Linked DNA regions of Homo sapiens: regions 1, 3, 4 and 5 are each linked to region 2. Evidence: read pairs that join two places in POLR2A ChIA-PET (ENCODE). Cell type or tissue: MCF 10A. All regions are shown on one strand. Links, peaks and the distances in the headings refer to the core of each region. The heading gives the core; the rest is flanking DNA. Region 1 has its middle 21 kb from the start of LINC02012. Region 2 has its middle 96 kb from the start of DLG1. Region 3 has its middle 53 kb from the start of BDH1. Region 4 holds the start of LOC105374309 (a long non-coding RNA gene). Region 5 overlaps DLG1 (discs large MAGUK scaffold protein 1).

Region 1 (6,042 bases), core at 593-5,592, 94 kb after region 2:
TCCCAGCCTGAGTGGATATCCCAGGCTTAGCACCCCCGGCAGGAGAGTTGAGACAAAGACAATCTTGGCTTCTCTGATATCGTTCACATTACAGACCAGGGGAGCCTGCTCTGGAACAGCAGATGCCTTGGGGTCTGATGGTATCAGTGACACTTTCTGGGAAATAGACATAATCAGCCTGACCCGCAAAAGAACATCCACTAGAGCTGGGTGCTGAGGGGGACAGTGGCCAGCATGCCTCCACTGTCGGGGGACGTCTGCAGTGTGACCTTGGAAAGAACCCACTCCCTCTTTCCCTCCTTTTCTCTCATTCACAAACATTTATTGAGCATTTCCATGGGCCAAGCCCTCTGCTAGGACTTCGGGCTTCGAAAGCATAGTCCTTGCCCTAGAGAGCCTTGTAATCTAATTGGAGAAGCAGAAATACGAACCTGTAACTATAGTATTTTCCCCCCGCCAAACCCCAGTTTTCTCAATTCAAGTGTTACTCTGTGATACTGTCAGCACATTAGAGCACCTGTTCCCACCAGTTCTGCTGAAGTGGCAGGCCACAGTCAGCAGGTGACCCGCAAAGAAGAGTTAGTGATAAATGATGACTTGAATGGCATTGAGAGCGGTCCACAGTGTGGCTTGCTATGGCCAACAGACTGCTGTGGTTTGGTTCTTGCTCTCCAAATTTCCATTCCCTCAGCTACTGCCACCAGCAAAGCACTCGAAAGCTGTAAAGATTATTTTCAGCATGTCCAGGGGCTCTAAGAGAGACCAGGTGAAAGACAGATTATACTGTTGGTACTAGAGCCAGCACGAAACTCAAGCTCCTCTGATTGTTGGTCCAGGCTCTCTACAGCCCCACCGACTCCACATCCTTCCCTTCCTTGGCTAGAAATTGAGGAATATGAAATACATGTCTGGGTGAATAACAGGCTGTCAGGTTAAAACTGTTCCACAGGATTTCAAACGACCTGGAATTAGGTGGCCTGGGGTAGTACTTAACTAATGTTTTTCTGGCTGGTGGAAAATCTCAGATGTTAGTTGGGCAATTCCTTCCTTTTTTTTTTTTTTTTTTTTTTGAGATGGAGTCTTGCTCTGTCACCAGGCTGGAGTGCGGTGGCACGATCTCGGCTCACTGCAACCTCCGCCTCCCAGGCTCAAGCAATTCTCCTGCCTCAGCCTCCTGAGTAGCTGGTACTACAGGCACATGCTACCACACCCAGCTAATTTTTGTATTTTTAGTAGAGATGAGGTTTCACCATGTTGGCCAAGATGGTCTCAATCTCTTGACCTTGTGATCTGCCCGCCTCAGCCTCCCAAAGTGCTGGGATTACAGGCGTGAGCCACCGTGCCCGGTGAGAATTCCTTCCTTTCACATCCACATCTTTCTCTGTCTCACACATGCCCCATACTAGCCATCCTCCTTCCTCTCTGTTTCTCAAATTGAAACACAATTAAGGACAAAGAAAATACTCAGGTTATTGGACACATTTGCAAATCTTCACAATCCCACAGAGGGCCTTTAGCCCCCGATGAGAACCAGTGGCATAATAACCCCTCTTGGGAACCAGCGTCATTCTCCCGATTCTCTGTTATGCATCAGTCTTGGTCACCTTTCTTTTCTTTTCTTTTTCACGCTTGTCTCTGCTTGGTATCCTCTAGAATTTGGTTTTCAATGTCCTTGCCTTACATTTGCAACATCTTCAGAGAAAGTGGTCCTAGCCCATCCCAGCTCCCACAGGCTGGTATTTCTAGTTTCCTGGCCAAGGAGGGCACACCTTTCAGGTACACAGAGATACAAAGGCTGCCAAATATTTCTCATTGCATTGTTTAGCTGGAGTATCTCAGGCCAGAGACAGGGACATGACCAGGCAAACTTCAGAGGAAGTTGTGAAGCTGTGAGAGGTCTTGGAATAAAAAAATGGATCTAGAGCTCTTCTATTGCTGAATGGGCCATGTGACTGCTGCCCATTCTATCAAAGTGGAAGCCAAACCAGTCCCTTCCCTTAGAGCTTCCATAGATGAGAGGGTACAGGGAAGCAGGAGGGATGGGGTTGTTTTTACTCTTGCACACCAGCTAAATATCAGCGCTGGTCTCCAGAGTAGAGAAGCCGTCTACGAGAGACTTCCAGGGTATCTGTGCTGTCTCTGATACCAAAGCATCCGGGCACGGCACAGCAGCTCATGCCTATAATCCCAGAACTTTAGGAGGCCGAGGAGGGCAGACGGTAGCTCACGCCTATAATCCCAGAACTTTAGGAGGCCGAGGAGGGCAGATTGCTTGAGCCCAGGAGTTCGAGACAAACCTGGGCAATGTGGCAAAATCCTATCTCTACAAAAAATATAAAAATTAGCCAGGTGCGGTGGCGCGCGCCTGTAGTCCCAGCCACCTGAAAGGCTGAGATGGGAGAATTGCTTGAGCCCAGGAGGCAGAGGTTGCAGTGAGTGGTGATCCCGCCACTGCACTCCAGTCTGGGCGACCGAGTGAGACCCTGTCTCAAAAACAAACAAACAAAAAATGTAGTTCGACCCACAAAATATCTCAAGATTGTATTTGATTGGCTTTAGCTTGGGAATCAACTTTCATCTTCAATGGCACTGCTGTTTTGCAGGACAGCTTTTGACTCGACATAGAACAATATCCAGCAGTTTCTTCCTGACATTGCTGGATGAACACTGAGGCACATGATGAATTGTTGTGCTGAGAAACTCTGAGATGTTGCATGGGTCACGGCTGCTGTGAGAGTGACTCACAGAAGCCCAGACCTGCCTGGGAGGCAGGAAGGGCAGCATTGAGGGACTGACGGGCCCTGGGCCATGACAAACAGAAGCAGATGGGATGAGGCCCACAGGGACATTGTGTCATTCACTGGGTGACCTGAGCATTACCAGAGGCAGACGAGACTGCCAGGAAGAGCACTGTTCTCTCATCTGGTGGGTTTGCAAACCTTTTTCTTTTACTATTTTCTTAAAAGAAACCTCTTCTGAATTCTGTCTGTGGCTTTGGTTGGGATCCAGCCAAGCTTTAGTTTAAAAATAAGACATATTACATTGTTACGGAATTATCAAGCTTTGGTCAACGTCGACATCAACATCATTAGCAAAACATGATTCAGGTGTTCGGCTGGGCAGACCCTCGCACATGGCAATCTAAATGAATAAGCACACTTCCTTCTCATTTTTGAGAATGTAGCTGAGAAGCAAAAATGAATACTGATGTGGATGAAAATGTAAAAGGCTTGCAGACACATACCGTGCACACCAAATTTCGGCACACAACATTAAGAAGGAATAAAAGGTAAGGTGCCTGATCCTTCGTCACACGTGTACCCACCTGATGGCATGCTGATGCCCATCAGTTGAGGTCGGTGGCGAGAGAAGGGTGGATTTGAAGGGTCATTTCAAATTCTTCTGAGTCAAAGTGGCCTAGACCAGGAGCCCCCGAGCAGAGACCATGGCTTTTAATTTTGAATCTTCACCATCCAACCCGGGGCCGAGTAGCTAGGCAGTAGTTTGATTGTAGTAACTCTTATCTTACTGTCATTATAATCTCTGCTGTTGAATGTCCCTGCATCACCTTCTAACTACCCCACCATACGAGGCTGTCATAAATGAGGGTTGATACTCACAGGTGTCTTCAGCTTGTCTCATTTTGTGGGAAGTGCACCATATCACTGTTCTGGAAGCTTTTTTCTCCAGAATTCCATAAGCTGGAACAACTATTTATGAACCTCATTTATAAGAGATGACAGTTGCCAGTAGTACAATGAAATACATGCTGTGAGAAAATGAAGTGTTCTAATCAATTAAACATACGTACAAGGCAGAATGAACTTTTATATCCCTCTAACCGGTACCCCAGTCCCCTGGCCTTTCCTGGGGCCTATGATAAGCCAAAGCTAGGCCAGCTCAAAGGAGAGGGAGAGTAGCGATTCTGTAAGAATATCCATACACAGGAACTGCGCCAAGGGGAGGCCAGCTGGACAGAGAGCAAGGTTAGCCTGCCTTCTAAAATCCACCGGCCTGCTTCTCCCACCGGCCCCCAGCACAGTTCCTGCCCAGGTAAAGCAGAACCCAATGTGACCAAAAGCCTGACCTGGACCCAAGGCATGGCCTGGGAGTGGGAGCAGTAGGTTGAGGAGGTCCGAAGGGGCAGGAATTGGGGTGTGGGTGGGGAGTGAAAGGAGAGAAGGCCAAATGTGGGGGGAGGCCCTCAGGCCAAGCTGGAAGGACCTGGGGCTGAGGAGTGCCCAGGGATTCCCCGACTGGACCCCTGACCTTCCCATACTCTGACTGGGAAGACACAGTGCAATCTTTTCTTCGAGACAGAGTCTCGCTCTGTCACCCAGGCTGGAGTGCAGTGGCGTGATCTCAGCTCACTGCAAGCTCTGCCTCCTGGTTCAAGCGATTCTCCTGCCTCAGCCTCCCGAGTAGCTGGATTACAGGTGTGTGCTACCACACCTGGCTAATTTTTGTATTTTGGGTAGCAACAGGGTTTCACCATGTTGGCCAGGCTGGTCTCAAACTCCTGACCTCGTGATCCGCCCATCTCGGCCTCCCAAAGTGCTGGGATTACAGGCGTGAGCCTCCGCGCCCAGCCCGACACAACTCAATCTTGAAGGGCTGTTTTGTACATCCTTCTGGATGCAATGGTGCATGGATAGGCTAAGAGTACACTTGTGTTATAAATTGAAAACCACTGCTCCCGTCCACTCTTCAGATGGACGTTCTGGGTTTGTTTTACATGTGTTTTTCCTTTCTTTCATAAAAGAAAAGGAATCATGTTGTCATCAGTTTTTTAAAGTTTGTCCCCAGCTCCCTCTACTTTTTCTGTGTCTGATGGGGGCCAGCCAGTCACAAGGACCTCACCATACTAGCAGGGTGCGGCCTTCTAAATGGGCATTTGTGAAGCTCTGGGTGCTGGCTGGGCGGGGCAGGGTCAGAGAAATGCAAAGTATTCCAGGCATTAGCCCCGGAATTTACTCCCAGCCTCTCCTCTGCCCACATCATAGCCCCACCAGGCTGCAGTCTTCTCCCCTTGGATCAGAAGGTGCCCCAAGGCCTCTCTTGGAGATTTTACCCTGTTGGCTCATCAGGAGAGAGGAAGAGAGGCTAGGATCAGAGGAAATGCCTAATGAATTACCATGAGGAAAGAAGAAGCAGAATGTGAGCAGCTGCCTCTGCTGGTTAGGTCCAGAGAAAAGATGTTTCTGGATCTATGATTTAGGTGGGCAGGCAAGCAAGCAATAGGAGAGCCCGCAGCCAGGGGAGAGAAAACTCCTGGGAGTTTCTGCTTTCTGAAGCCGGGGGCAGTTTGCCCAGCCAGGCTGGAGGTGATGCCAGAGGGCCTCGATTTGGGGGTGCCACCTCCTGAGTACAGCAAATGGACCTGACACCCTCAGTGAAGTCAAGATAAGAGGAAGGCTGGATGCCAAATGGGGACAAAGGATTAAAATAGGCTTTGGGGGCTGTTCTAACCCAAGGAGAGGAAACACGAGAGAAAAAAACATCCCTGAGTGACAGCCCCACAGATTCCCAGAAGTGGGATGGGAGTGGAGAGGGCTCATTATAAGCTGTTCCTTTTGCAAACCTGGGTGAGCTGCTAGAGCTTCTAGAGAACGAACATCCCAGGACATCTGGAATGAAGTGGGCGTGGGGAGACCCTATGATATCAACTCCACTGACAAATTGCAGTTTACCAAGCATGGTCAAAACCAGCATCCCACAGCACGTGACAACGGTCCTGGGGCAGTGTCATCATCACGCTGCACCTGTTTTACAGATGAGGAGACTCAGACATGTGCGAGGACTTGGCCTGCATAGGTGGGCTTCAAAGAGAGGTGTGAGGACCACTGGTCAGTACGAGGTGATTTCGTGCTGCAAGGGTAAATTATTATGCTAATAGACACATATTTACTGTAATGAGCTTTTAAAAATATAATTAGAACCACGAAACCTGTGATTTCAAGGATACTGTTATTTTTTTTTTAGGCAGTCTTGCTCTGTCACCCAGGCTGGAGTGCAGTGGCGTGATCTCAGCTCACTGCAGTC
Region 2 (6,042 bases), core at 449-5,448:
TATCTGCAGCGCATTTGGGATAGTTTACCATCCATAGTGTATTTGCGACAGTTTACTATCTGCAGCACATTTCGGATAGTTAACTCTCTGCCTTGCATTTGGGATAGTTTACTATCTGCAGCGCATTTGGGATAGTTTTCCATCCATTGCATATTTGCGAAAGTTTACTATCTGCAGCGCATTTGGGATAGTTTACTATCCATAGTGTATTTGCAATGGTTTACCATCTGCAGCACATTTGGGATAGTTTACTATCTGCAGTGCATTTGGGATAATTTAGTATCTGCCACACATTTGGGATAGTTTACTATCCATAGTGTATTTGTGATAGTTTACTATCTGCAGCGCATTTGGGATAGTTTACTATCTGCAGCGCATTTAGGATAGTTTACTCTCCATTGTGTATTTGCAATAGTTTACTATATGCAGCGCATTTGGGATAGTTTACTATCTTCAATGCATTTGGGATAGGTTACTGTCTGCCTTGCATTTGGGGTAGTTTACTATGTGCAGCGCAGTTGGGATAGTTTACTGTCTGCCTTGCATTTGGGGTAGTTTACTATCTGTAGCACATTTGGGATAGTTTACTATCTGCAGCGCATTTGCAATAGTTTACTATCTGCAGCGCATTTGGGATAGTTTACTGTCTGTAGTTCTTTTGCCCATTAGCTTGGATTCCTTGTCGTAGGGTCTCTTTTTGTCTGCTTTGCAAGCAAAAATCAGAGCCCCTGAGTCACAAAAGTGTGTAGGTACCTTTCCACACTAGTTTCTCCTCATTCAGGGACCCCATGGCTTATAAGAAGGTAAAGCTGAGTGGCTCTCAAGTGTCCCAGGAAAACAGTCCTTTCTGCATGTTTGATCTGCCAAGTTGCCAATATCTGATCTGAGCTCCTCAGAAGCTCCTAGGAGAAAGAGGTGACTCAGGGAGCAGAAATGATGGGCCAGAGAGAGAACCCTAATAGCTAGCTTCACAGGCCCATCTCTGTCTTTGCCCACCTTTCCTCACCCAAGTACAACAGTGTTTGGAGTGGCTTAGTGTAACCTAACTTTCAGTGGTCCCCTCAGGACTGGTAGGCCAAATTTAGAGCCCACACAAGGAAGTCTATTGGTCATGTGGTGTGCCTTGAAGCCTGCAGCATGTAAAAAGTTATATTTAATACCCTGGGAGAGACCAAATACAGGAAAGCCAGTTTGTGGGATACAATTATTTTTTCATAAGAAGCCTCTCTGCCTATGTGTTTGGTAAACTGTTAGCCCTCTAAGAGTTGGACTGTGGATTCTCTAGTCTTATAGTTAGACACGTGGACAAGCAGAACGTTTAAGAGTCAGAGGAACATTCCAGGATCTTCAACAGCCCTAAACAAGGTCATTGGCATCCTGCTAGATATGGTTGGCACAGAGCACACTCTGTGACTGACCCTCTCAATCAGCCCAGCATCCTGTCCAGTGGCCTGACCGAGGGCTGCACTGTAATCCTTGTTTCCTTTGAAAGTCTGGAATTCATAAGGAAATAGGGTGGGGGTAAAGAATGGATGATCTAATTTTCCAAGGGAGTATTGGATTAGTCAACAACTTGATCCCCACTGCTGAGATAGCTCCTTTTGTGAATATTTTACCTACCCACCTGCTAGGTCTCAAGGCTTCTGAAAGTACTCTTCCTAGACAACTACACTGAGCATCTTAAAACAGCACAGTCTGCTTCCTTCCCTCACTGATTCTGAAAAACGGAGCCGCTCCCAGTCCCTTTCGTATCCACCCTGACTCCAGGCAGGATAACACTGGATAAAGTCCCCTATATCCTTCAGCATAAAAATCCCAAAAGTCCACTCCAAGGCCTTCTGCCTGCTCTTGTTTAAGACACAGTGGCTGGTCTCTGAAGCAGCCTCTAGAGGCTCTGATGCCAGCCAGTACATTTAAAGATGAGCTAAAGGAAACAGAAGGGTAGTTGGTACACTTCTTTATCTCCCGACATTTGCCTGGAGCAAAAGAAAGAGGAGAATGATGCTGAGATTAAAGCCTCTCCCCTGGAGTGATTCTATGTGGCCTGTTGCGTTGGTGCAGAGAGGCAAGGCAATAAGGCCTTCTGGGGTTCAGCAGAGAGACAGGTCAAACAAGGGTACTGCCCAGGCTGCTGGGGCCCCAATCAAGATGTGACTCTTCTCCAAAGGGAGCAGATGACACGGGCCTCCTTGTACCAGTGTGGCAGCCAGCATGTGTGCAGGATGGGGACAGACACTCAGGATAGGCAGAGAGAGCCACATTACCAAGTAATCAGACTTGTTTACCACTCTTGAGGTAAATGTGGGAAGCCAACAACCAGCATTTTGTAGAGTCACTTGGCGGAAGAAACACCATCCACACAAGTCAATCAAAAATATATATTCTTGGCTGGGCGTGGTGGCTCACACCTGTAATCCCAGCACTTTGGGAGGCCGAGGAGGCGGATCACCTGAGGTCAGGAGTTCAAGACCAGCCTGGCCAACATGGTGAAACCCATCTCTACTAAAAATACAAAAAATTAGCTGGGCATGGTGATGGGCACCTGTAATCCGAGCTACTCAGGAGGCTGAGGCAACAGAATCGCTTGAACCTGGGCGGCGGAGCTTGCAGTGAGCTGAGGTTGCGCCACTGCACTCCAACCTGGGCCACAAGAGTGAAACTCCGTCTCAAAGAAAAAAGGTCTATTTTTAAAAACTACTAACTGAGAAAGAAGTAAGAGCCTTGAAGAAACAGAAAGAAGGAACCTGAGCATGCCACGGCAGGAGAGGATGAGAACGGCATGGAGAAGGGGGAGGCGCAAGCAGCTGGAAGCCCACGGCGGAATGGGCCGGTGCTCGGAGAGCTGTTCGGATGGCACGGGAGCTGATTGTCTTGACGTTAAGTTCCTCGGTGAGGAGAGAACAGAAGTTAATGGCACCCACCGGGCCTGGGTGGAGCCTCAGCACCACCAAAGAAAGCAGATTCTGCATTTGGAAAGCCTAGGCCCTCTCCTTGAACCTGGTTCTCAAGGTTTCGGTGATGAGTCACCTCGTTCCCCCTCACCAGCTTCTGTCTTTAGCCACAGCACTGACGTGTCTGAACCCGCACGCACCTCCTGAGCTGGAGCACCCGTCATCTTCACACCACAGATGACTAACCATGGCCTGCTCACAGTCTCCTCATTATCACGGAATGAAAATGCTACATGCCTGAAAGCTGAGGTTTTGGGAACAGGATGAGAAGAGCTGCGGAAGGAATGGAGATGCAGGTGGCAATGAGCTAAGCTTTTGACAGGCCCTCGCAGTCCTCGGGAGCAGGGGCCAAGTGACCACAGATCCAGAGAGAGTGCTCTCCTTGGCAGGGCCGCATGAAATCTCATTCATTACAGCCTCCGATTAGGTTCCCAGGCTCATTAAAATCTGTGTGCCATTCACTGTTTCTCTTGGATCAGACTGGATTCTACTGTGCAGAGAATTGCCAGGGCTTCCAAGTGTCCAGTGCAGGCCAGATAGCATCTCTTGGCTTCACTTCTTCCTGAAGTTTCTCCCTGTGCTTCTGTGTGCTCACTGCCAAGAACACAAGTCAGCATTCAGGCCCACGGCTGCCAGCTGAAACAAGGGCTTCTGACCCAGACAAAGCCCGCAGATAAAGTCCAAAGCACTTGAGCTAAACTTACTCTAAAAACTATGGCAGTACAGGACAAAGGAAGACACTCGGGTTAGACACAAAGAACCACAGCTAAGGCAACCTTTAAAAAAGGAGAGTGGGCTGGGCGCAGTGGCTCATGCCTGTAATCCCAGCACTTTGGGAGGCCAAGGTGGGCGGATCACTTGAGCTCAGGAGTTCGAGACCAGCTTGGGCAACATGGCAAAACTCCATCTCTACCAAAAAAAAAAAAAAAAGTTAGCCAGGCACAGTGGCATGCACCTGTGGTCCCAGCTACTTGGGAGGCTGAGGCAGGAGAATTGCTTGAGCCAGGAGTACAGAGGTTGCAGTGAGCTTCTCGTGCCATTGCACTCCAGCATGGGGGACAGGAGTGAAACCCTGTCTCAAAAAAATAAAATAAAATAAAATAGGAGAGTAAAGAGGAGCTTTTACTCTATCTGATAGAAAGACATATTATAGCCAGGTGCGGTGGCTCACGCCTGGAATCCCAGCACCTGGGGAGGCTGAGGCAGGAGGATCACTTGAGGCCAGAAGTTCAAGACCAACCTGGGCAACACAGTGAGACCCCATCTCTACAAAAAATAGAAAAAAATAATTAGCTGGTCACGGTGGCACGTGCCTGTAAGTCCAAGCAACTCAGGAGACTTAGACGGGAGGATTTCTTGAGCCCAGGAGGTTGGGGCTGCAGTGAGCCGTGGCTGCACCACTGCACTCCCCAGCCTGGGTGACAGAGTGGGAACCTGTCTCAACAACAACAAAAAAAGACATATTAAAAAGCCATCATAATAAAAACAGTAGTTTAAAAACCATAAAAATAGATCACCAGAACAGAATAGAGAGCTCAGATTCAGTCCCAACTTAATGTAGGATGAAGGTGAGGCCGGGCGCGGTGGCTCACATCTGTAATCCCAGCACTTTGGGAGGCCGAGGCAGGTGGATCATGAGGTCAGGAGTTCAAGACCAGCCTGGCCAAGATGGCAAAACCCCGTATCTACTAAAAATACAAAAAATTAGCCAGGCGTGGTGGCATGCACCTGTAATCCCAGCTACTCTGGAGGCTGAGGCAGAGAATTACTTAAACCTGGAGGGGCGGAGCTTGAAGTGAGCCGAGATTGCGCCACTGCACTCCAGCCTGGGCGACAGAGTGAGACTCCATCGCAAAAAAAATAAAAAATGATTAAAAAATAAAAAATAACATATAGGATGCAGGTGGTCCCGCACATCACGGGGAAGGACAGATTATTTAGTAAATGGCATTTGGGAAACAGGCTCATTGTATAGAGAAAAATAAAACTGGACCCCTACTTAACACTAAATACAAAAGAGGACTCTGCATGCTTTAAAAACCTAAGTATAAAAGGTTAAAGAAAAATAGTGGAAATAAAATGGGCAGAAGAGAGTGCAGGGACGTATCTTTGTGATCGATCCTCCTCAAAACAAAATTTCAAAAGCATAAGGCAAATTTTTACGAATATGATTAAATTAAAATTAGGGGTTTCTAATCAACAAAAGTCCCCATGGACAAAGTTAGTAGACTGTTAACAGAACAGGCGTAGATATTTGTAACATCTAAATCAATGAGGGATTGATACGAAGAATATGGAAAGATCTTGAACATTTATGACTGTAATTAAAAATGGGGAAAGGGGCCGGGCGTGGCTCACGCCTGTAATTCCAGCACTTTGGGAGGCTGAGGCAGGCAGTTCATGAGGTCAGGAGTTCAGGACCAGCCTGACCAATATGGTGAAACCCAACTCTACTAAAAATACAAAAATTAGCCAGGTGTGGTGGCATTTGCCTGTAGTCCCAGCTACTCAGGAGGCTGAGGCAGGAGAATCACTTGAACCCGGGAGGTGGAGGTTGCAGTGAGCCAAGATCGTGCCACTGCACTCCAGCCTGGGTGACAGAGCACGTATCCATCCCCCCACCAAAAAAAGAAAAAAAATTGTGGAAAGGATATAAACAGATTTATACAGAAGATGAAATTCCAAAAAGCGAACAAGGTGGCATAGGTCAGTTGTGCTGAAGCAGACTCGGAGCTAGGGAGTTGTGAGCAGGAGGTCTATGTGGGAGTGATCTCAGCAGCAACGCGGTGAGGGAGTGAGGAAATCAGGATAGGACTGGGCAGAGCAAGAATCTGAACGGTGATGTGGGTACAGACAGGCCTTGGCTGATCCCACTGGGGAACGCTGATGCTGGCATGTCTTTTCAGAGATGTCCTGAATGTAGGCAAGGGACTGGGGCTTTGTACCCCTTCATTGACTAGCCTCTGGATGGACACTGCCCCCACGGAGAGCTCATAAGTGTGGGTGAAGCTGCTTACTTGGACTGAGGGCAATTCCCAGGGAGGGTCTCACCTGTGAGCCATTCACAGCCGGCACTCTGGCAGGGAGGGGT
Region 3 (6,042 bases), core at 356-5,355, 210 kb after region 2:
GAAGGCATTGATTTTGAGTCACAAGACCTGAGTTCTAATAATACCCTATCAAAATGCTGTCAGTAATAAACCAATTAAAAAATGATATAAACTTTCTCTAATTCCTTCAACATTTCTATAAAATACTTTAGGTGTCATGCTTAAATGTCCATGCTTACACCACTACAGGCCACCTGCACAAGTTAAGTGATCACTATGAACACCCTCTAGGGGTGAATTCTTCGGAGGCCATATGTATGGCTAGATATCCCTTGAAGAATTCCTAGTGTTCTTGTCACACAAAGTTCTAGAAACTGCTTTGCAAGTGTGCATTTCCATCCTGAATGTTTGCTGAGTTCCAGCTAGATTTTCACAGCAATATTGTCTCCTTTCCTTCTGATCTAGTTTGATCTTTGCACAGGTGTCCAGGTTTTGCTACAAAATGAACTACGTTTGGTAACTCACAGGGCACCTCCTGCTGTCCCTTCTTCTGGAAAGACCCATCTCCAGGTCAGGACACAGAGCTTGCATTTCAGGCCCATTCGCTGGCTCTGCAGGGCCTTTTTGTGCAGTGCCTGAACTGCCCCACTGCATACTGCGGCCCTGGACACAATCCTCCCTTCTGCCAATAAACAGTGGAGCTGCTACCAATGAGTTGTTCTTCCAAGATTGAGGGCAAGAACTGTTCTAGCTCATCTGTAGAGTCAGTTTCTAGCACACAGTTTGGCATATAGTAAGTCATTAATTTGGGATGAAGGGGTCAAACGGTGGCTTGAAGGATGGATGTCTCAAAGGACGGATGGATGGATGAATAATGAATGGATTTATGGAAGGACAGATGGAAGACAGAAAAGGAGAAAAACATGGTAGTAAAGCAAGGCTGAAGGCAAAAACACCTGGAATGAAGGACTGTGGCCCTCACCTGACAGGCGGCACCCGATGTGAAGAGAGAAGGTGTAAGCAAGAAGTTATAGCCTGCTCATAGTGCCAGCCCTTGTTTCTAAAGCTGCAACTTGGAGCCTTTCCATTAGGGCAGCCAAGAGACCAGGGCAGGCCATCTCCCATTCTCCCTTTCTCAGATCTTCTGTTTTCTCCTCAAGAAATGGGAGTGGAAAAAGTCATGAGGGATTTCTAAATAAGTGTTCAATGTATGAAGACACCAAGGAGATCCTGCAGCCTTTGTTTCTTGGGTAGATCTGGAGGTAATTTCCTAAGAAATAAGCTGAAGGAAGAAAGCATTCCTTTGTAATCTTCTCCAAAGCTCTGGGCAAAGCCTTCCGATAACAAATACTTTTTAAGGGCTTCATGCAATAAACATGGAGCTTTGAGCTAAGCCTGCTTGGGCTCCTGCTATGGTGCACACTGGTGAGTCCAGGTTGTTCCAGGCCGTGGACAGAGTCCAAGGTAGAAGCCACATCACAGGTACATCCTAGCGCTGGAGGCAGGACCTCAGGTTGTCATTTCTCCAGTGGGAAGGCTACACGGGGCTGACTTTATTGATGACTCTTAGCGTGTTTTCCATTCGGTAATGCTACACAGGAGTGAAGATTCTGACTTGCTTTCTGAGCAAGAGCTTTAGATGAGGTGACTTTGGAGTAAGCATTTACATATGCATACATTTTTCCTCCTTTTACTTGAATTTCCTTGACTTCTTTTGCTCAGATGATCCGTGACAGGCAATTTGCTTTATGTCAGGTGAAGGCCATTAACAACCAGGTGCGCGAACTGTGACAAAGTCACACTGGAGGCTGTTTAGGTCCTTGCTGACTTGGCCCTACTGTAAGGCCATGGAAGGCCATTGCATTGTTGTTGAAGGTGATAGTTGGGCCTTTTGCATGGGTCTGTGTTTGTAAAGACCTTTATAACGGAAATCTGTGAAATGTTTGGTACTAAGTCCTTCTGGGGTAAATGAACCACAAAAACTCTGGGCATGCTGACCCATGAAGGGAGTGTCAGGTTCCAGGACCAGTCACTAACTTGCAAATAACAATTGTAGCCTGGATTTCTCTTCCTGTGTTTTCTTCGTAACCTTTCAATCAGCATGCGGGCAGCTAGCTAAAGGAGCTTAAAGCAAACCTGGAGAAGTTGATGAACAACACTGGGATCTTATTTGCTGAAATTTCCCTGAGAGCAAAACAGTAAAAGGAGAACTTGGATTTCCAAAACACAGTGGTCATCCCTGTCTTGAAAACAATGTCCTCATTTGAGAAGCAAGTGGCTTTAATCTGTTCCTCACCCCACTGGCTTGTCTCCTAGCTTTTCGTTTGGGTTCTTCCTCTAAAGTGTAGAATTCCAAAAGTGAGGAGCGTGTCTCCTCTGGATCCCCGACCAATGACTGGGCCTGGAACCATCACGAGAGCCCTGAGAAGACCTGCTAGCACCTTGCTGGGGTCTGTGTCCTGAGTGGACATGTCAGTTGCCTACCTTTAAAAGCGCTAAGGGCCGACCTCGTGCAGCTGGAAGCTTTTGTGAAAAGGCACTCACAGGATTCCCTGCTGGATGCATGGTGCATGGCTCGGCACAATGAAGGGACACAAAAGCAATAAAGTGATGGTCCTTACAGTCTAATGACAAATGTGAATTATTCCACAGCCACTAGGAACCCCTGACTAAGGAATGGGCCCTATCTAGGGAGCAGTTTCAAATCACGTTCTCAGGTAATACCTGGTACTCACATCCAGTCGGAGTGGATTCATCCCAGGTTCCAGGGCAAAGCCAGAGAAAATGCAGAGCCATCACATCTCTCACTTCCCCCAGGATGGGCTAGACTAGTATGTAGGTCTTCTGGGCAGGAAAAAGACTATACCATATGCGTAAAAACCCTCGCATGCACACTCCCACACACATCTGAGTTGTTTGCCCTGAGCACCTCCAGCATATTATCCTCTCAGGGTCCATCCTGTATCCCATGCCTTTACCCTACTCCTATCTTTTTTTTTTTTTTTTAAGATGGAGTGTTGCCCTGTCACCCAGGCTGGAGTGCAGTGGCGCAAGCTCGGCTCACTGCAACTTCTGCCTCCCGAGTTCAAGTGATTCTCCTGCCTCAGACTCCCGAGTAGCTGAGATTGCAGGCGCCCACCACCACACCTGGCTAATTTTTTAATTTTTAGTAGAGAAGTGGTTTCACCATGTTGGCCAGGCTGTTCTTGAACTTCTGACCTCAGGTGATCCACCCGCCTCGGCCTCCCAAAGTGCTGGGATTACAGGCATGAGCACCATGCCCAGCTAAGGATGCCCATTTTCATCACTGTTATTCAACATAGTACTGGAAGTCCTACCCAGAGCAATCAAGACAAGAGAAGGAAGTAAACGGAATCCAAGTTAGAATGGAAGAAGTCAAATTATCTTTGTTTGCAGATGATATGATCTTATATTTGGAAAAAGCTGAAGACTCCACCAAAGAACTATTAGAACTGGTAAACAAATTTCAGCAAAGTTGCAGGATACAAAATCAACATACAAAAATCTCTAGCATTTGTATATGCCAACAGCAAACAATCTGAAAAAGAAATTTAAAAAGTCATCCCATTTACAATAGCTACTTAGGATTCTATTTAATCTTTTATTACTTTGGTTAAGTTCATTAACCATTTAATTAATTATTAGTTAACTAATTATAGAGATCTTGCATTTCTTTGGTTAAGTTTATTAACCAAAATGTGTATACCTTTATTATACATTTTATCAAAGAAATGAAAGATCTCTATAATTAAAACTATAAAACTTTGATGAAAAAATTTGAAGACCACACACACACACACACACACACACACACACACACACAAATGGCAAGATATTCCATGTTCATGAAGGCATCAATATTGTTAAAATGCCCATACTACCCAAAGAAATCTGATGATCCAATGCAATCCCTATCAAACACCAATGACATTCTTCACAGAAATAGAAAAAAAAACAACAACTAAAATTTATGTGGAACCACAAAAGACCAAGAATAGCCAAAGCTATCCTAAGCAAAAAGAATGAAACTGGAGGAACCACATTAGCTGACCTCAAACTATACTACAGAGCTATAGTAATCAAAACAGCTTGGTATTGGCATAAAAACAGACACATAGACCAATGGAACAGAATAGAGAACATAGAAATAAATCCATACATCTATAATGAACTCATTTTCTACAAAAGTGTCAAACACATACACCGGGGAAAGGACAGTCTCGTTAATAAATGGAGCTGGGACAACTGGATATCCATATGCAGAAGAATAAAGCTAGAACCCTACCTCTTGCCATAAAAAAAATGGATTAAAGACTTAGATCTCACTTTGGGAGGCTGAGGCAGGTGGATCACCTGAGGTCAAGAGTTTGAGACCAGCCTGGCCAACATGGTGAAACCCGTCTCTACCAAAAATACAAAAATTAGCTGTGCATGGTGGGGCACCCCATAATCCCAGCTATTTGGGAAGCTAAGGCAGAAGAATTGCTTGAATCTGGGAGGCAGAAGTTGCAGTGAGCTGAGATCATACCATCACACTCCAGCCTGGGCAACAGAGTGAGATTCCGTCTCAAAAAAAAAAAAAAAAAAAAAAAGACTTAAATCTAAGATCTCAAACTATGAAACCACTAAAAGAAAACATTGGAGGAACTCTCCAGGACATTGGACTGGGCAGTTATTTCTTGAGTAATACCCCATAAGCATAGGCAACCAAAGTAAAAATGGACAAATGGAATCACATCAAATTTAAAAAGCTTCAACAAAGTGAAGAGACAGCCCACAGAATGGGAGAAAATATTTGCAAACTGCCCATCTGACAAGGTATAAATAACCAGAATATATAAGGATCTCAAACAACTCGACAAGAAAAATTCTAATAATCCAATTTAAAAATGGGCAAAAGATCCAAATAGACATTTCTCAAAAGAAGATATAAAATGGCAAACATACATATGAAAAGGTGCGCAACATCATTGATCATCAGAGAAATGCAAACCAAAACTGCAAGAAGATACCATCTCACCCCGGTTAAAATGGCTTATATCCAAAAGATAGGCAATAATAAACACCGGCGAGGATGTGGAGAAAAGGAAATCCTCATACACTGTTGGTGGGAATATAAATTAGCACAACCACTATGCATAACAGTTTCCTCAAAAAAGCTAAACTACCATATGATCCAGAAATCCCACTGCTAGGTATATGCCCAGAAGAAAGGAAATTGTATGGCAAAGGTATATTTGCACTCCCATGTTTGTTGCAGCTCTGTTCACAATAGCCAGGATTTGGAAGCAACCTAAGTGTCCATCAACAGATGAATGGATACAGAAAATATGGTACATATACACAATGAAGTACTACTGAGCCATGAAAAAGAATGAATCATTTGCAACAACATGGATGGAACTGGAGGAAATTATGTTACATGAAATAAGCCAGGCACAGAAAGACAAGCTTCACATGTTCTCGTTTATTTGTGGGATCTAAAACTCAAAACAATTGAGCCCGTGGAGATAGAGTAGAATGATGGCTACCAGAGTCTGGAAAGGGTAGTTGGGGGTGGAGAAAATGAGCGATGGTTAATGGGTACAAAAATATAGTTAGATAGAATTAATAAAATCTAATATTTGATAGGACAATGGAGTGACTACAATTTATTATACATTTAAAAATAACTAAAAGAGTATAACTGGATTGTTTGAAACATGAAGAAAGCATCAGTGCTTGAGCTGACGGATACTCCATTTACCCTGACATGATTGTTACACATTGTATGTCTCTATCAAAATATCTTATGTACCCCATTAATATATACATCTAATAGGTACCCATAAAAATAAAAAATAGGCTGGGCACAGTGGCTCGCGCCTGTAATCCTAGCACTTTGGGAGGCCAAGGTGGGCAGATGACCTGAGGTCAGGACTTCAAGACCAGCCTGGCCAACATGGTGAAACGCCATCTCCACTAAAAATACAAGTTAGCCGGGCATAGTGGCACATGCCTGTAATCCCAGCTACTCGGGAAGCTGAGGCAAGAGAAATGCTTGAACCTGGGAGGCGGAGGTTGCAGTGAGCCGAGATTGTGCACCACTAAACTCTGGCCTAG
Region 4 (6,042 bases), core at 317-5,316, 84 kb after region 2:
TGAATCCTGAAGCCAACCTCAGGGGGGTTGTCACTCATTCTGACCACCAATACTTTTGTGTGTTCTGGGCCTCCCCAGCCCTGTTCCTTGCCCTCCCTCTTCCTCTGTGTGGGTGTGCCCTCCTTCTCCCCTGTCTCTACATGTCCAAATACTATGTATTCAAGACTCAGAACAAAATGCTAGCTCCTCCAGGAAGCCTTCCTGGGTTCTCGAATTGGACATGATCTCTCCATCCTCAGTCCTTTTCCTTCCTAATTTCCCTGCCTCCTACGAGTGGGACTCTGGCCAATTTCCCTTAGTCAGTCAGGTAAAAGGCCCTGCTCGTGGTAGCTGGTCAGGAAATAAAGAAGAAAGGCAGGAAGGGTGGAAAGAAGGGGAGAAGGGAGACTCTACGGGCCCAGACAAGTGTCTACTGAATTCAGAACATGGCAGGGTCAGCAGACGATTTTCCTTTCTTCTCCTTTGTGTGCACTTCTGGGGCTGCTAATGACAAGTCACAGCACAGAGTGTGAAATCTGCCGCTCTCCCAGGGGGCTCCGTCTCAGGTCATTCTCCTCACTGCTTCCCACTCCCTCACTGAAAAGCCTGCATCCAAAGCCCATTACTGGCTCCAGGGTGTGGACCTTGCAGGGAAGAACTGTGTAAGGACAAGACAAAGAGCAGGGCTGAGTGCCGAGTGCCCGGTCAGTGGGGAGGGGGATGTGCTGTGGGATGAGGAGCCCCTGGTTCCTCATCTCCTGGTTTTATCCTCGTCCTCCCCGCCCAGCGAACACCCTCCTCACCCTAACCGTCTATCTTGTTGTTTCCTGTGAGTTTGGTGTCCTCTCCTTCCATTAAAGCTTCCATTAAACCTCTCTGAGGTTCAAGTCTCTGGTGGCCAGACCTATTGTCTTACACATTTAGACAATGCTCTTCTGCTCATGGGCAGCCATCAAATATATGTGTTGACTTATAAAAGATATACCATCTCTTTTTTTTTTTTTTTGAGACAGTCTATATGTGTTGAGTTATTAAAGATAGACTTTTTTTTTTTTTTTTTTTTTTTTGAGACAGAGCCTCGTCTGTCACCCAGGCTGGAGTGCAGTTGCACGATCTTGGCTCACTGAACCTCCACCTCGCAGGTTTAAGTGATTCTCCTGCCTCAGCCTCCTGAGTAGCTGGGACTACAGGTGCCCACTACCATGCCCAGATACTTTTTGTATTTTTAGTAGAGACGGGGTTTCACCATGTTGGCCAGGCTGGTCTTGAACTCCTGACCTCAAGTGATCCACCCACCTTGGCCTCCCAAAGTGCTGGGATTACAGGCGTGAGCCACTGCGTCCAGCCTATAAACCATTTCTTAATCCAAAGAGCTTGAAGTGCAAGGAGACCCTCCCCTGAAGGCAGGGCTGTCTCCTGGAGACATGGGTGAGGCATATTGGGGATTCAAGTGGCCGAGTCTTCTGCTTCATGCTGCCCAGGCATCCTGGAGAGCTGCCGGATGAAATAGAAGACACCCAGATAAATTTGAATTTCGGGTAAACAATGAAAGTAGTATACGTTTATCCCATGCAATATTTGGGACATACTCATACAAAAAATTATTCATCATTTATCTGAAATTCATTTTAAGTGGATATCCTGTTTTTTGTTTGTTTGTTTGTTTGTTTTTGAGACAGGGTCTCCCTCTGTCACCCAGTCTGGAGTGCAGTGGTGCAATAATGTTTCACTATAGCCCCGACCTCCCAGGCTCAAGTGATCCTCCCACCTTAGTCTCCTGAGTAGCTGGGACTACAGGTTTGCACTACCATACCTGGCTAATTTTGTTTATTTTTTGTAGAGACAAAGTCTCACTATATTGCCCAGGCTGGTCTCAAACTCCTGGACTCAAGCAATCCTCCCATCTCAGCCTCCCAAAGTGCTGCAATTACAGGCGTGAGCCACTGTGCCTGGCCCATCCCGTATTTTTATTTGCTTAATCTGGCAACCTTTCCTTAGAGGCTCCTGGAACGCGCCGCTGCAGTCATTCCGGCGCACCCAGTTAGAGCTCCTGCTCTGGGCCACTGAGACCAAAGAGAAATGGTGTCAGCTGTGAGAAACTTGGTAAGTTTGTAGATTGTTGACTTATTCCCTCCAAACAATTTTGCAACTAAAAAAGAAGGAATACTTTTTTAGAATTCCTTTTAAATGTAGGTTAAAATGTGTTTTGTCATATTGTATATGTTAGATATCATAGAATCTATTAAATTTAAACAGGAATTTACAATTTACAAGAGTGTGGCCACATACATTCTTTTTTTTTTTTTTTTTTTTTTGAGACGGAGTCTCTCTGTGTCACCCAGGCTGGAGTGCAATGGTGCAATCTTGGCTCACTGCAACCTCCACCTCCTGGGTTCAAGCGATTCTCCTGCCTCAGCCTCCTGAGTAGCTGGGATTACAGATGCCTGCCACCACGCCCAGCTAATTTTTGTATTTTAAGTAGATACAGGGTTTCACCATGTTAGGCAGGATGGTCTTGATCTCTTGACCTCGTGATCCACCCACCTCAGCCTCCCAAAGTGTTGGGATTACAGGCATGAGCCACCGCACCTGGCCATACATTCTTTACTCTCAAGATTATTCCCCAAAACACCTGGACAGGAAGGTAGACAATCACCACCTGTTTCATAGTTGAGGCACCCAAGGCCCAGGGAGTTAAATGATTTGCTGACAGTCCCAGGAATAGTTACAGTGCAGCCAAAGCAGGTCCTGAGGCTTAGGCTCCTGGTTCAATGCTCCTCACTCCTGTACAGCTTGCCTCCTGCTCAGGCTATTGGACTCCAAGTTAATTAGGCAGCAAAGAACTCTGGGAGGAGCTGAAAATGAGGGGAAGTGCCTGGAGAGGCTGGCATAGGGTGAGCAAAGCAGAATGGCATGTTTTAATTGATTTTTGATTGTGCCAACGACTGCAGGCTCCTAGGGCAAGCAACTGCTGCTTCTGAGTCAGCACCCTTGCGTGAGGCTCAGCCTTCCCAGAGTGCAGGCATTGCTGGCTCTTTTTGTTCTCCCCCGAGCTCTTTGTGTGGGAAGTGGGTCTGTACAAAGCAGAAGGTTTCTTCTTTAATTGGCCAAACAGCTGGGAGCCTGGAGTCCTGGGAATACGGTCCAGGGTCACCTACAGCTCTCCCCATCCTTCCACCCAGCTTATCCTGGAAGCCCCAAGAGACGCAGCTCTGCTGATGCAGCTAGACACAGCTCCGAAGACACCACAGGAAGCTTTGGAAGCACAATATACTTTGTGAAGAAATTTGAAAACTTCAGTGCTACTTAGCAAGTTTCTTGGCATTAGCAGTTATCCAGGGACTCCCAGCGGGTATCTACCCAGCTGGAGAAAGAAATATTCCAACAGGAAGGAAGAAACTCTCCAATCTCACTGCAGGCCTGGATATTTGGAAAGATCTCATCACCAGACAGGGTGAAGGACACTGGACTTTGACTTTTGGACTCACATAGCCAATGGCTTGCTTGGCGTCTTCACAAAGATATCTAACAAGCATCTCAACCCTAACAGAACTCTCGGTTCCTTCCCTCTCATCCCCAACATACGCCCCCACTAATGTTCCCCATTTCAATAAAATAAATGGTTTTGGCTTAAGCCAAAAGCCTAGACTCCTCCTCGATTCCTCTCTTTCTCACATCTCCACAGCCAACCTATCGGCAAGACCTTCTGGCTCAGCCATCACAAGGTATCTCGAATCTGTCCACTTTCACTCCTTCTTCATTGCTGCCATGTGCTTCCAAGCCACCAGCATCCATTCAAACAACTCAGTTAGGTCTGTCCGTGGCCACCCTGGCTCTATGACAACCCATTTTCCCATACAGCATCCCGAGACCCTAGGCGACCTGGCTGCTGTCTACCTCTCCCACAATGAGCTTCTCTTCCTTCAGGTAAGAACTGGAATGTTACATGACCCTGTTCAATTTCATCAGTGTACTTAGAAGAATCAGCCATTTTAATACTCGTTCATTTGTGTTTGTTGTCACGCCTCCCTCATTTGATGAGGGTGGACCATGTCTTATTCTCTGCTAATTTGCCAGTTTGCATGTATGTTCATTTCCCAGGACACAGTAACAAAGTACCACGAACTAGGTGGCGTAAGATGATAGAAGCTTAAGCCAGGCATGATGGCACGCATCTGTAGTCCCAGCTACTCAGGAGGCTGAGGCAGGAGGATCTCCTGAGCTCAGGAATTTTAACTTAAAAAAAAATTTATTTCTTGCAGTTGTAGAGGTTAGATGTTGGAAATCAGGGTGTTGGTGGAGCCATCCCCTCTCTGAAGCCTCTAGGGTAGGATACTTCCTTGTCTCTTCTAGCTTCTGGTAACTGCAGGCTTTCCTTGGCTTGTGGCAGCATAAATCCCATCTCTGCCTCCATCTTCATATGGCAATCTTCCCTCTGTATGGATGGCTCTGTCCCTTCTCCTCTTCTTATGAGGACGCCCAACCATATTGGAGTCAGGCCCGCCCTGCTCCAGCATTACCTCATCTTAACTTGATTACATTGGCAAAGACTGTATTTCCAAATAAGACAAATTCACAGGTACCAAGAGTTAGGGCTTTTGGCGGGGATACAACTCAACCCATAATAATGTAGCATAGTAGACCTCAAAAACCATTTTAGAAATGAAGGAACAGTTTCAGTCAATAAAAATACAGTGAGCTCACTTCCAGAGCAGCAAATACAAGAACTTGGGGCTCAACATGCAGGTAGAAGGAAGACTGAGACTGTATAAAGCCTAAGCAACTCACTGGAAAGGGACATCCAAAGTAACCAGTTATTTGGCATTGCACGATTTTTTAGGCTCTTAGAACTGAATTTAAAATTTTTCCTAGTGATCTCAAAACACTAGCCATCAAGGCAGCCTGTAGCTTATAAATGCCTCTAACGATACCCTGTCTTTGGCTCTTCACAGAGGAGTGGGCATGTGTAATGGCTGAAGATACAAAAATGCTGAGAAATGATGTGACTTTCCTAGGAAATGGCAGGGCTGGGATGGGGACCCAAGCTAGGCTGACTCCAGAACTTGGGTATTCAGAAAGGAAAGTGATTCTATACATAGATTCCATTAAACACACACACACACACACAAACACACACACACACACTACAAAAAAAGACTCTGTGATGAGGACCCTGTCACAGAACCCAAGAAGGATGAAATCTCAGGGGTGAGATTAAGTCTCAAATGACTTTAAGACAAAGCAGAACGTCCTAAGAGTGTCGCCACAAGTTCTAATGAAACTCAGATATGGGACTGTAAGTCTGTCTAGCTATGACCCTTAGGGAGAGCTTCATGGCAAAGGAAGGTGCGGAGTGGGGGAGGGAGATCTCTTTGATCTGGGTCTGGAGGGGAAAATGCAAATTTCACAGGTGAAAATGCATTCTGAGAAGAGGAAATAGCTTGAGCAAAGGAGATAGAAAGGATAAGATATATTTAGAAATATGGGGAACAGAGGAAAACATGGGCAAAAAGTGAGTTGGGACCATCAGCTGATTCTTCATGAGGACCCTTTAATGGGAGTAACACTGGTTTGGGGTTCCAGCCCCAGCTCAGGTCCCCCCGCCCTGGGCCTCTGGGCCTGTTTTCTCATCTGTAAATGAGAGCGTTTCCCAAAGATGCTAAGTGGGGCCTCATGTTCTTCAGAAAAGCTGCTTTAATAGGTTTTCCCATTCAACTGCCTGGTAAGACTTCATCTTAATGGCTGGCCAGGTGCGGTGGCTCACGCCTATAATCCCAGCACTCTGGGAGGCCAAGGTTGGTGGATCACCTGAGATCAGGAGTTCGAGACCAGCCTGGCCATCATGGTGAAACCCCCATCTCTACTAAAGATACAAAAAATTATCGAGGCATGGTGATATGCACCTGTAATCCCAGCTACTCGGGAGGCTGAGGCAGGAGAATCGCTTGAACCTGGGAGGCGGAGGTTGCAGTGAGCCGAGATCGTGCCATTGCACTACAGCCTGGGCAACAAGAGCAAGACTTAAAAAAAAAAAAGAAAGAAAGAAAAGAAAAAAAAGAATGG
Region 5 (6,042 bases), core at 333-5,332, 310 kb before region 2:
TGAAAGTATGAGGCACCATTTCTGAGTTTAACAGTTTTCCAAGTTTTGTTTGTTTTTAAGTATTAGCTTAGCATGAAGCACATATGCTAAAAATTAAGCTAGAGAAAGCAAATGTGGCAAAATGTTAAAAACTGGTGAAAGTGGGAGAAGGATATGTGGACGTTCACTGTATATTGCCGTTTTTGTACTTACTTTTCTATAGCTCTGAAACTTTTAACAAAAAGGTGGAATATTTAAAAATTAAGCCTAATTTTAATGATATATGTGTGTGTGTGTGTAAATATATAAATAACCAGTTACAGTTATTGAAGTAAGAGTTTTAAAGTATTTTTGGAAGGATACATAAGAACTGTTAATCTTTACCCCTATGGAGGTGAAATGGGTGTTGTGAGAGACAGCCTGTAAAGCCTTCACATCTTTTAAATTCTGAACTTTACCTACTCAAAATAAGCAAGCAAATAAAACTACAATGAAACAAGTTTTTATGTAGATTGTAACACTAATGTAAATCTTGCAAAATGTCATGTAAATTAAGCTTTCATAAATTCTCCAATTTCGACATAGCAATTATGTTAGCATATAACAGAAAAGCCTACCAAAACAAGACTATGAATAAATGAATTTTATTTTTTCCTTATTATCTATTTAGTTTTACTATGGGTACAGCAGGACCTTAGCATTCATGAATTTAAATTTTAAATTTAAGTCTTGGCGCAGTGGCTCACGCCTGTAATCCCAGCACTTTGGGAGGCCGAGGCGGGTGGATCACAAGGTCAGGAGTTCAAGACCAGTCTGGCCAACATGGTGAAACCCTGTCTCTACTAAAAATATAAAAATTAGCTGGGCGCAGTGGCGGGTGCCTGTAATCCCAGCTACTTGGGAGGCTGAGGCAGGAGAATCGCTTGAATCCAGGAAGTGGAGGTTGCAGTGAACCAAGATCATGCCACTGCACTCTATCCTGGGTGAAAGAGCAAGACTCCGTCCCCCACCCCAAACAAAAAAAAAAATTAAAACTCATGATTTTTACGATTCAAGAACAATTCTGAGGCTCCATGACCTGAATAATTTATAATCTTGCCTAGGTACTTATCAACAGCACCACAAAACTAGCATTTAGTGGGTGAGCATTTACAACTCAACTTTGTTTTCTAATCATTATTTTGTTTAGTACATAATTCAGCAACTTAAATTGTCTATATTTGTAAATATTATTCCTGAAAGCCAAGAATTGTAGGAATTACAATTCCTATGTTATTTTAGAAGAGGTCTAAGAAAGAGATAGTTCTATTTAAGAAAAGGTAAGTTTTGAATACATTCAAGAACGAAATGGCATAATTAGTTGTGGTTTCTTACTGTATTTTACGGGAGTAAGATTATATTCTGCAATGCTACTCATGAATGTGGAAATTGGCAGAGGTCTCAAGATATCTTTCTTACATTATTGCTTGCTTTAAAACACAATCTTATAGAATTTTTGTACAAAATGAAAAAAAAATCTCTCCAGTGAAGCCAACAGTGTTTATTATTGGGTGTAGGCACAGAAAGCCTTTGTAAGGTATGAGACTCCAAGAACCAAGACAATTTTTAGGAGCTCTGACCTTGATATTTAAGATGTAAGGTTTCTACTGACTCAACAAGGCATAGAGGAAGCATTTCCGAATTTAAAGCAGACTATGTTCTATTTCTGGAAAAAAGTTATGCTGATTGCTGCATTGCTAAAAGAGGATTTGTCATCAACTGAAAGATCTAGCCAAATAGTTGGATCATGCTAAATATATGGATACAGCCAACAGCAGTTATAAGCCCGAAAATCATAATTATAAATCTTGATTATAATTTAATAATATTACTTTTCAACTTCTACAAACAGGTAAATAAATAAAGGTCTAGAAATAGTTACGAAATAGGTATAAATTCAACTAATAAGAAAAAGATGTTTATTACAGCATAATCGACTTAAAATGAATTAACTAGTTATAATAAACATTTCTTTATGATCTCATTAACTATTTTTGCTGGCTATCTTACTACTACTACTTTAAAAAGCTCTTAAAGAAGAACTTCCAGACAATGATTTGGATGAAGCAGATCTCATAAATAAGCTATCTCAGGGGAATTCTGAAATGACATTTTAACACCTTCCCCACAAAAGCAGAGACACTCAACAGCACTTCACAGGCCTTAGAAGAGGTCCTCTAAGCTGGGACCATCCTTTGCAAAGAGGGCCTGTCCTTAACTACTTTTGCTATGTGCTAAGTATACACCCATGAATCACTAAAATGAATCATTAGGGCTGGCTGCAGTGGCTCACAGCTGTCATCCCAGAGCTGTGGGAGGCTGGGGTGAGAAAATCGCTTGAAGCCAAGAGTTTAAGACTTGCCTGGGCAACATAGCTAGAACCCATCTCCACAAACAAAAACAAAAACAAAAACAAAAACAAAAAACTTAGCCGGGTGCAGTGACACGCGCCTGGAGTCCCAGCTACTAGCTGAGGTGGGGGGATAGCTTGAGCCCAGGAGTCTGAGGTTCAGTGGGCTATGATCATGTCACTGCACTCCAGCGTGGGCGACAGAGCAAGACCTTGTCTCTTAAAAAAATCAATCTACCTACCTACCTATCTACCTATATATAATCATTAAAAGCAAAGAGAAAAGACCAGTGAACTGCACCAATACATGTAATTTAAGCAAGGAAAAAGAGAAGTGAAGCGTATTACCAGATATTTCCAAACATTTTGGCATGAAGGAAGAAATTCATGCCACCAAAAATACAAAATTTAAGTCCTCTTACTTACCTACACCAACCACAGACACTTTCAGTTTTCTCTTCACTGGTATAGCTAAATGGCACACTGATTTAATATATACTTACTTTGTTTTCAGTAACTAGTAGCTTTAGATCAATTTCTGCTTGGAGGCATCACTTTTTGTTGTTTTTTTTTTTTTGAGTCAGAGTCTTGCTCTGTCGCCGAGGCTGGAGTGCAGTGGTGCAATTTCAGCTCACTGCAACCTCCACCTCCTGGGTTCAAGCAATTCTCCTGCCTCAGCCTCCCAAGTAGCTGCGATTACAGGCGCCCGCCACCACACCCAGCTAATGTTTGTATTTTTAGTAGAGACGGGGTTTCACCATACTGGCCAGGCTGGTCTCAAACTCCTGACCTCGTGATCCGCCCACCTCGGCCTCCTAAAGTGCTGGGATTACAGGTGTGAGCCACTGCACCTGGCCCATATTTTCTAGTTATGTCACTGGTTACAATTCCATTTGAATAAAATCAAATGGCTGTGAAACACAATATAAAAAACTGAGCATAAAATCATTTTAGTAAAATAAATTTATTTTTTCAGTTCTGGTGATTATTTTTAATTTTTTTATGTGTATATTTTATATATATAGATAGATATAGATATAGATATAGATATTTAGACAGAGTTTTGCTCTGTCTCCCAGGCTGGAGTGCAGTGGTGCAAACTCAGGTCACTGCAATTTCGGCCTCCTGAGTTCAAGCAATTCTCCTGCCTAAGCCTCCCGAGCAGCTGGGACTACAGGCGTGTGCCTCCATGCCCAGGTAATTTTTGTATTTTTAGTAGAGACAGGCTTTCACCACGTTGGCCAGGCTCGTCTTGAACTCCTGACCTCAAGTGATCCACCCGCCTCAGCCTCCCAAAAGTGCTGGGATTACAGGAATGAGCCACCGTGCCCAGCCTAATTGTATATATTTAAGTTGTACAACTTAATGATTTTATATATATATATTATATATATACATACTGTGAAATAATTACTACAGTCAACCTAATTAACATATCCATTACCTCACCTGGTTGCCTTTTTTTGGGGGGTAAGAACACTTAGGACCGACCCTCTTAACAAATTTCAAGTACAGTACTATTACCTGTAGTTGCCATGCTTACATGTTGGAGGTGCAGAACTCACTCATCTTGTGTCACGGAAACTTTGTATCTCATTTCCCCATCCTCCTAACCCCTGGTAACCACCATTCTTCTCTGTATGACTTCGACTACTTTAGATTTCACATAAAAATGTGATCATACGATTTTTGTCTTTCTGTGTCTGGCTTTTTTCAATTAGAATAATGCACTCCAGGTCCATCCATGTTGTCACAAATTAAAAAAAATTTAAAAGAACATCAATTATTTATGTTGCCTCACATTCAAGTGGTAAGAAACAGGCATACCTGCGTTTACTGGGAATCACTCCGACCTCATCGCTCTCACCATCTGGTGTAACCTGCCTGGCTTGCCACCATTCATCATCAGAAGCATTAATAACATGGAGGATATCTCCAAATTTGAAGTTCAGTCCCTGACTGGGAAGCCCACTGTCTTTAGTCTTGTCATAATCAAAAAGGGCTCTAGAGTCAGAAGAAAAAAAGTCCATAATCACTTGTTATAATATTAATCAACATATCATAGGGTTCTGAAAGTATATGTAATTTGGGTAATTAAATATATCATAGTAGGCCAAATAATGCCCAGTTCAATTCTGCACTGCATACAAGATAAGACAAAAAAGAAATAGCAAAATCAACTTGCTATGAAAATACTGTATTGTATTATTTGTTTCTTTCAATATCACAAGACAAATTTTAAAAACGCTCTTGGATTGTAATCCAATGGTAAGTTATATTGAATTCTAAAATAGACAAATCCAGAGAGTTTGAAATTAATAAACAAAAAGTATTAAGATACATTCTTCTCTTTACTTTGATTAGATACATGTAGGAAAACAAATTCCCTGATATATTTGATTTATTAGTTGTGGACTGTACGACTAGATCAACATAGTGACTATTCTGTCCATTAATTATTCCTTCCATTTGTTCACAATACTAGAGTTGATAGAGTTTTCAGAGTCAGTAACAATGATGGACACTAATTACAGATGACTTTAACAGCTGCCAAATATTTTGGAGAAAGTAATAATTTAATACGGTAATTGCAAAGTGTTAAGAATATTTTAAAATTTGATAAAAAGAAAATATTGTGTGCTACCACTTGATTAATTAATGTACAACATTAAAATAAATCAAATTCTTAAGTCCAAATAAGCTCTCTCAAGAGTGTAAGAAAGGATCACAGCAATTACATTTATAATATAATTTATTCATTCTTTTGTTCTAATTTGGCAACTGGAAATTAGGATGAAAATCGTAATCTTTTTCACACTACCCAACATTTAAGAACCTAGCTCTTCAAGTAAAACTCAAGAGGGGTGGAATTACTTGATGGCTAAATAAATAAACTAGTAGTTAATGGTTTTTCAAATGAGTTCTTTCAAGTCTTTTCGTGGGGCTAAAGGTGCTAGGGAAGCAGGGGGGATCGTTAAGCAGGAGGGCTCACTTAAACATACATTCAAACATAGAGAAGATGAGGGCACAAATAAGCATAATATAAAATAGAAAATAAAGTACCTTAAGAGGTAGTACAAATGTCAAGACATTCAGAAAAGGAAAATACTAACTTCTTACATTATTATAAAAATTCATCTTTTGAATCACAAAATGTAACAGTATTATTGAACAACAAAGGAAATCACCCACAATCTCTACTTACGTTAGCATTTTAACATTCTCTTTTAATATATTTGATTCATAAAAAAAGAAACCCATGGAATACATGTGAGTTATTAATCGTAAGAGTGCAATGAACATCTGTTCACCTACTACCCAACCCAAGACTACACACAAAACCTTCATCAGTAATTCACATTCACCTGCGTATATTCCCTCTGATCCTGATTCCCTTGGATCAAGAGTTAACCACTATTAGAATGTAACTATCATTCTTAATGTTTATTTCTTTGACTCATTCTTTTTTGGTTGGTTTGGTTTTATCATATAATATGTGAGTGACTAAAAGATATAATGTATGTTTTTGCTTGTTTCAGAGCTTTATAAAGAGGTATTCTGTAGGTAGTTTTTTGCAGCCTTTTTTTTTTTTGGCTTTTGAAATTAGAAATACATTGACTAAAAAAAACCCCACAAGACTCAGGTGTGGTGGTGGTGGTGGTGTGTGCCTGTAG

What was found. Peaks named below come from ENCODE experiments on the same cell type or tissue, not always from the same donor. Only the 100,000 strongest peaks of a DNase experiment are listed, where the experiment ranks them.
Region 1: POLR2A ChIA-PET joins it to region 2 with 9 read pairs; 6 of 35 experiments call an interaction of 5 or more read pairs at or near these places.
Region 3: POLR2A ChIA-PET joins it to region 2 with 5 read pairs; 3 of 35 experiments call an interaction of 5 or more read pairs at or near these places.
Region 4: POLR2A ChIA-PET joins it to region 2 with 6 read pairs; 4 of 35 experiments call an interaction of 5 or more read pairs at or near these places.
Region 5: POLR2A ChIA-PET joins it to region 2 with 6 read pairs; 1 of 35 experiments calls an interaction of 5 or more read pairs at or near these places.

Annotation. Positions count from the first base shown.
Region 1 is chr3:197,485,257-197,491,298 of GRCh38, forward strand. No RefSeq gene overlaps it. Among named protein-coding and RNA genes, the nearest start is that of LINC02012, 21 kb to the right of the region's middle. RefSeq lists enhancers at 4,704-5,249, 5,250-5,795 and a silencer at 4,982-5,276. In MCF 10A, for the core only: no CTCF peak of the experiment used is centred there; DNase peaks (open chromatin) are centred at 2,765 and 5,035.
Region 2 is chr3:197,391,692-197,397,733 of GRCh38, forward strand. No RefSeq gene overlaps it. Among named protein-coding and RNA genes, the nearest start is that of DLG1, 96 kb to the left of the region's middle. RefSeq lists enhancers at 2,065-2,114, 2,379-2,880, 2,488-3,687, 2,605-3,484, 3,007-3,301 and 1 more. In MCF 10A, for the core only: no CTCF peak of the experiment used is centred there; DNase peaks (open chromatin) are centred at 3,090 and 3,480.
Region 3 is chr3:197,606,146-197,612,187 of GRCh38, forward strand. No RefSeq gene overlaps it. Among named protein-coding and RNA genes, the nearest start is that of BDH1, 53 kb to the left of the region's middle. In MCF 10A, for the core only: no CTCF peak of the experiment used is centred there; no DNase peak of the experiment used is centred there.
Region 4 is chr3:197,476,027-197,482,068 of GRCh38, forward strand. LOC105374309 (a long non-coding RNA gene) reads left to right here and starts at 1,960. Exons shown (of 2, transcript XR_924902.1): 1 at 1,960-2,082; 2 at 3,162-3,625. RefSeq lists an enhancer at 2,272-3,471. In MCF 10A, for the core only: no CTCF peak of the experiment used is centred there; a DNase peak (open chromatin) is centred at 2,915.
Region 5 is chr3:197,081,385-197,087,426 of GRCh38, forward strand. It overlaps DLG1 (discs large MAGUK scaffold protein 1), which reads right to left. Exons shown (of 25, transcript NM_001366207.1): 16 at 4,196-4,372. Among named protein-coding and RNA genes, the nearest start is that of MELTF, 55 kb to the left of the region's middle. In MCF 10A, for the core only: no CTCF peak of the experiment used is centred there; a DNase peak (open chromatin) is centred at 2,317.